Linked DNA regions of Mus musculus: region 2 is linked to region 1. A link is a contact called in ENCODE POLR2A ChIA-PET data. All regions are on one chromosome and are shown on one strand. Each heading gives the region's core, a stretch centred on a gene start or an enhancer-like site at or near the end of the contact. The rest is flanking DNA. Distances are from core to core; before and after follow the strand shown. Region 1 holds the start of Eme2 (essential meiotic structure-specific endonuclease subunit 2). Region 2 holds the start of Jpt2 (Jupiter microtubule associated homolog 2).

Region 1 (3,064 bases), core at 25-2,524:
TGCTGCTCTGCTCCATACCGCCACCTTTCCTCCCTTGTCCTGCGGTACACATGTAATGAAACCACAACACAGGCTGTTTCCTGGCGTTTATTTCCAGACCGAGGAATCAGAGAGGGGCCCGCCTGAAAATGACACCAAGCAGCCTGTCATCTGCCCCATTATTCATTGCCTGATGTGTCAGGGCTGTAGGATATAACTCGCCACCGAAGTGAAGATCTAGCACAGTCAAAGGCACTCGTCCATCAAATGACTCACAGGACCTCTCTGCCAGTCCTGGCAGTTAGACTGGGGTGCCCTTGGCCCTCCCTTTCGTCTCCTGTTTTGCAGGGTAGTCCCAGGGGCGCATTCGAGTCCTCTCCAGGTTCAGGAGCGGCTCCTGGACGCTGGTATCCCCGTTTTTCTGCCGTTCAGCGAGGATCATGGCTCGCAGCAGAGGTGGATAGGGGACAGAATTCAATCTGTCCTCTGGTTTCGCAGTGAACGCAGTGAAGGCCTCCTCCTCGTGCTTGGGTACCAAACGCCAATCGTGGTACATGACTTGCTCGATTTCCCGAGCCGTATCCTCACTCTTCCCTGAAGGAAAGAAGACAAGCTGACTGCCTGCTGGCTGGATGATATGAGAACCATCCCCGGCTCCAACCAGCATCCAGCCTTACCTTTGAAAGTCAGGATGCCCCAGGCCCTCCCGTGGTCCAAGTTCTGCAGAACAAGAGGGAGGATTGTCAACATGCAGCCCCTGCCACTAAGTTACGTGGGTAAGGGAGACATACATGCCCAGGTGGCTCAGAGTGGGTGAAACCAGCCGATGTATAGTCCAGGGTGGGCAAAATGAAAGTGGAAACAAGAATGGGCAGTACAGGAAGCTAGCGCACCTGCGCCGTGTAGTCGGGCCTCACACGCGTGAGGCGCCAGTAGCATGGCTCGTCGTGCTGCCACAGCCAGGACTTGCGGGTAACCAGACGGCCCAGGCCGAACAAGGGGAGGCGGGCGAGCAGCTGTAGGAGGCGGCTCTCGCGACGCACGTCGGCCCAGGCGCGTACCGGCAGCCGGCGACCGGAGTGCGGCCGGGTCAGCGTCTCGTAGTCTAGGGCGTAGAGCTGCGAATCTCGCGGCTGGTTCCGCTGCTCGCGCAAGGCGCGCACGCGGCGAGCCAGCTCAGCGATCAGCCGGGGTCTTACTTTCTTCCGCGCCATGTCAGTGTCCTTACTCCACAGGAAATCTGCGCTTCAGGAGCTCTCCCGTTCCGGAAGCGGCCGGTGTCCTGAACAAAAGCATCCGGGTACGTCCGGAAGCTTCAGGAACGAAGGACTTATGGCGGAGGTTGGTCCCGGGAGAGTCACGGTCTCGCGTCTCGGTCGGGGCCTGCGTCTCGGCCATCGGCGACCTCAAACCTGGGAGATTTCCGACTCAGACGGTGAAGGTGTCCCCGCTAGGGAGGTCGGCACGCAAGCCCCGAGTCCAGCAGGAGAGCGCAGAGCTGCAGCCAAGGCTTTACGGGCAGATCAGGTTCTGGGGCGACTGGTGGTGTGCGTGGACCCAGGTGAGGGGACGGGGGCTGGGAATCTGGGGCCAGCCACCAGACAGGGTAGCGTTGTCACCCACTAGTCCGCACTGGAGATGGTGGAATAACTCAATGTGCCTGCTGGGATCCAGCTGTCCTGGAAGATGCAGGCTCTGACATCCTGATGGAGGCGCTGGGCACGCTAGGCTGTGAATGCCGCATCGAACCGCAGCACCAGGCCCGCAGCCTGCAGTGGAACGTTGTCAGGCCCGACCCGGCCCCCAGCAATGTGAGTGTCTCCCTATGACCAGCCCAGTGCCAGTCCTAATCCATGTTTCACTTTTCCTCTGGCTAGCGAGGTAGCACAGGAGGCGAAAAAAACTGAAGGATGCCTAAGTCGAATTTCTTAACACAAGAAACCTGAACTCAGCTGCTGCCAGATAACCTCCTGTTGGCAATGAGGATGGGAGTTGGGCTAGTTTTTGTATTCAGGGACTTCTAGGGAACAGACCCAACTGGCCTGAACTTCACGGGAGCTGGAGGGTTATTGATAGTGTCTGGTGACTGACTGGCCAGCACAGGGAGAAGCCCTGGGCTCACACTGGTGGTTAGCAGGGCAGCTGATATCCCCTATAGGTGCCTCTGGAGGCGAAGGCTGAAAATGAGCAGGAACAGTTGCTGCTGCTGGAACCCCAGGAATTTCTTCAGGGTGCTGCGCAGCTGACCCAGGTAATGGGGAAAAGCCCTATCTTTATTTGATGGGTCTCCTTTGACAGTCTGGGATGGGATGGAGCTTCTGTCGAGGATCATCAAGGTGTTGAGGGTGAGATGAGAAAGCCTGCTGCGTGCTCCAGACATCAGAGCGTTAGAGAGCCTTTAGGAGAATAGTGACCTGACTGCAAACTGGCCAGGCATGGAGGAGGAACTGAGAATTCTAGCTGATGGTGTCTGTATAATGTAGGCACTGGCTGTGGGCTCTGTCTACAAAAGCTAATAATCCCTCACTTGGCTGCTTATATTCCCTAGACTTAAAGGTAACAATGCCCAACTGGTATTTGCCTAGAGCACAGTTCTGCTAAACGCTTTGCAGGTGTCGCTGTCCAAGGGCCAACGTTTGTCAAACACATGCTGGGTAACATTCCCCTGGTACAACAGTGGCTATAGGCCTGCCGTCAAAGCCCTCCTGTGAACAAGTATGGGGATATTCTTGCTTTCAGATCACAGATCCACCTTGCTCCATCCCCTGGCTTTCTCCCAAGAGTCTCACCCGCTCCCATCTGGCTGTCATTGGACTGGACGCATACCTGTGGTACCACTTAACCTCAGTAGGGCTGGCTTGGGTGGGATTCCAGGAAAGTGGCTTGCCTCTGGTGGCTCTGTCACAGCTAACCCCACTTGGCCTGAGTTGGCTCTGCAGAGGTAGGAGACTCTGGAGCCCAAAAGATCATCCCCTCTGTTCAGGTCTCACCAGCTCAGTTCTCAGAAGACATGGCAACTAAAGAAGTCAAAGGAAGCCCATGCCAGGGGAGCCATCAGCTGGGCTGAGGTGGAGGAGGTGAGGGC
Region 2 (2,823 bases), core at 224-2,723, 66 kb before region 1:
TCATTCTTTGAGAAAATCTTTTGTTAATATTAATGTTTCTTAGACATGTTGATTCATCTTTTTAAAAGATGGGGAACCTGTATCTTTGGTGCTTGGCATGGATTGTGTCCTAGAGAAGATGCTCAGGCGAGCTGAAGTCCATAGATCCTGTCGGGCATAGTACTTGCTCAGGGAGTGGGACTTTGGGACATTTCATCTGTTGGTCAACCTTTTTTCCTACCCTCCTCTTCTTTTTCATTCCTTGTGATAGCCTCTGCTAGGGGAGGTGTCATTCAGTTCAATAGCATTTTTAACCAAACCATATTATTAGAAATGGTCAAAATAAGTTTAGAAGGAAATTGTTTTATGTACTTTAAAAACAAATCTCCCAGATGCATTCATGAGGAAATACCGTACTTTGTCTTAATTTAAAAAAAAAAAAAAAACACTTTAAAAAAGGAAAGAAACCCACAGTATACCTTTCCCAGAGGCTAGCCTGGTGTGGTCAGTCCAGTTTTGGAAGCACTGCCCCAGCCAGACCCTTATTCTTTCGTAAGATCACTGGCTGGAGGGGTGCCCCCAGCAGGCAGAGCTCAGTGCTGTTTGCTTTGATAATCGTTAAGCCATATCATCTGAGGTTTCCGGCTTGAGATGTGAATTTGTTTTATAGACTATAAATATACAGTGTATGTATAAAGCAGAATGCCTGTCCTTCTGATTATTTTTTGTACCATATTGTAAATTACATTATTTATTCTTTACCAATTTTTTGGGAATAAAAGGTGTTTTGGTTATTTAATAAACAAGAACTGTTAAAACTTCGGCTAAAATTTCCAGTTCGGCTTGTAAATGTTTTTATTGTGCATAAATACATACTAATACTTCATCTAATGTCTGTCTTTTGTGCCTGCTTTCAAAGCCAGTATGCTTAGGGTATTCCAACAGGCACAGTGTAATGAGATGAGCTCTAAGGCCTGGAGGTGCCCTGGAGGTGAGGGTGAGCAAACAGGTAGGCATCAGAGATTCAGCGATTGAGTGACCGCTGAATGCGGAATTCATTACAGAATTCGCTGCTTCTGTTATGGGTATGTTGTGCGCTTCCATGAACCTTTCCTCCCGAAGGTGCTGTAACCCCAAAGAAGCCTTCCGCTACCACCGGCCAGAAACTTCCTAGTGCCATCCAGCCCGGGATAGGTCGGCCAGAAAATGCGGATTCGCATGCGGAGGCGTGTTGGCTGGGGGTGGGGCGAGCTGTGAACCAATGCCCACGCCTGAGGCCATGAGAGGCGCCCCCTGCAGCCAATCGGCTGTAAGCGCGATGCGGGCCTCCAAGCCTCCCTCTCCTTGGGGGCGGGAGGGAGGAGTGGGGCACGACTCTACGATAGGCTGCAGAGACATGATTGGCGCGAGAGGCGTCCAACTGGCTTGGGCGGGTCAGGGTACCTGCGCGGGACCAAGCGGGAACCGCCGCGCGGCGGCTGTGAAAGCGCGGGGCGGCGGCCGACATGTTCCAGGGCGCGGACAGCCAAGCTGGCAAGTCGGGTTCCAGGTGCGCGGACCGGTGCTGGGGCCCGGGTGGGCGCATAGCCGCAGCCACGTGGCGGGCGGGAGACCCTACAAGTGCGGTGGGTGTGGCGCGGGGCTCCCCTGAGGATACTGTGCGCGCTCTCCCGCAGGGCCTTGCAGGAAGGCTGTGGGGTTAGAGCGGAGTGGAGACCGGGCGGCGGGATTAAGACACGTGGCTCTCCTGAAGTGCTTGCTCAGGACAGACGCTAGCCGGGCGCTCCGAGCTGTTTGCCGCTTCCTGAGCCCTTCCCTTGTCCAGTTTGGTTGGTCATGACGACCTTTGAATGTGGCTGAGTAGCGGCAGCGTTCTCAGACCCAACCCACGACCAGGTGTTTGTTGGATGCACTACTGACTGCTACACCCTGGGCGGGGACCTTCCCTACACAGTTTCCTCTAGGCTTTCTGTCTGATCTGCTTTGAGTTGATCAAATGAAACTGGTGTTCGAATGACTTTACGAGCTCCAGGAATTAATTGTTGAATAGGCGTCCATGGAGAGGATTTTAGGAAAAGGAGGAAATCCCCATTTGAGTTGATAAAATGAAACTGGTGTTCGAATGACTTTACGAGCTCCAGGAGTTAATTGTTGAGTAGGCGTCCATGGAGAGGAATTTAGGAAAAGGAGGAAATACCCACTTGATAGCGGGATGAGGGGGAAAGGGGAGCTACCTTAACTGGATAATGAAGCGCAATTGGAAGCCTCAGTCTGGGCCATATTAGATAGAAAGCGTGCTTTGGATGGCAACTTAGGCAGGTTGGAGAAGATAGCAGCACATAGTCCGACTGATTGCTACAAAGCCTGAGTCTGTAAGGTCTGTCTGTACTCCAGGGTTTCCTTTCGTCTAACCCTGTCTTTTGTCTCCTCAGCAGAGGGATTTTCTTGTGCTGGAGATGTTTGAACTGTAAAAGCGTTATGGTATTACTGTCATTCATCCACAAAAATTACTAACCATGAAGAACACGTCACCCCCCACCCGGTCTATTTCTCATGGCTTTGTCCCAGATTTTCTCATTAGTTCCTAGTTCTTATGAAACTCATCATTCCAGGGAGGCCTGGGAGCGCTGACAACCGTCGATATTTTCTTTCTCTCCAGTGCCATAGTTCATTTGAACTCTGGCTTTTCATCTTTGCCTATATCCCTTATATTTTCTCGATAACTTGAGTATTTCTACTGAAACATTTAAAGGGTACTACAAAAGGAAAAAGTAATTGGAATTATGGATTTGGTCCTAAAGTCTGAGTTGACTAATCTGGCCCTAGAACCTTCCACTCCACTGG

What was found. ChIA-PET counts read pairs that join two places held with the same protein, here RNA polymerase II (POLR2A).
Region 2: POLR2A ChIA-PET joins it to region 1 with 10 read pairs in embryonic stem cell. The contact joins the promoter of Jpt2 here to the promoter of Eme2 in region 1. POLR2A ChIA-PET finds 5 or more read pairs at or near these places in 3 of 5 experiments (Patski and embryonic stem cell).

Annotation. Positions count from the first base shown.
Region 1 is chr17:24,893,297-24,896,360 of GRCm38, reverse strand. Eme2 (essential meiotic structure-specific endonuclease subunit 2) reads left to right here and starts at 1,274. Exons shown (of 8, transcript NM_001163102.1): 1 at 1,274-1,540; 2 at 1,654-1,790; 3 at 2,138-2,230; 4 at 2,719-2,810; 5 at 2,963-3,056. The coding sequence starts at 1,312. It overlaps Mrps34 (mitochondrial ribosomal protein S34), which reads right to left and starts at 1,241. Exons shown (of 3, transcript NM_023260.2): 1 at 873-1,241; 2 at 657-699; 3 at 72-573. The coding sequence starts at 1,193. The coding sequence ends at 281.
Region 2 is chr17:24,959,273-24,962,095 of GRCm38, reverse strand. It overlaps Jpt2 (Jupiter microtubule associated homolog 2), which reads left to right and starts at 1,473. Exons shown (of 5, transcript NM_198937.2): 1 at 1,473-1,528. The coding sequence starts at 1,485. It overlaps Cramp1l (cramped chromatin regulator homolog 1), which reads left to right. Exons shown (of 21, transcript NM_020608.3): 21 at 1-870.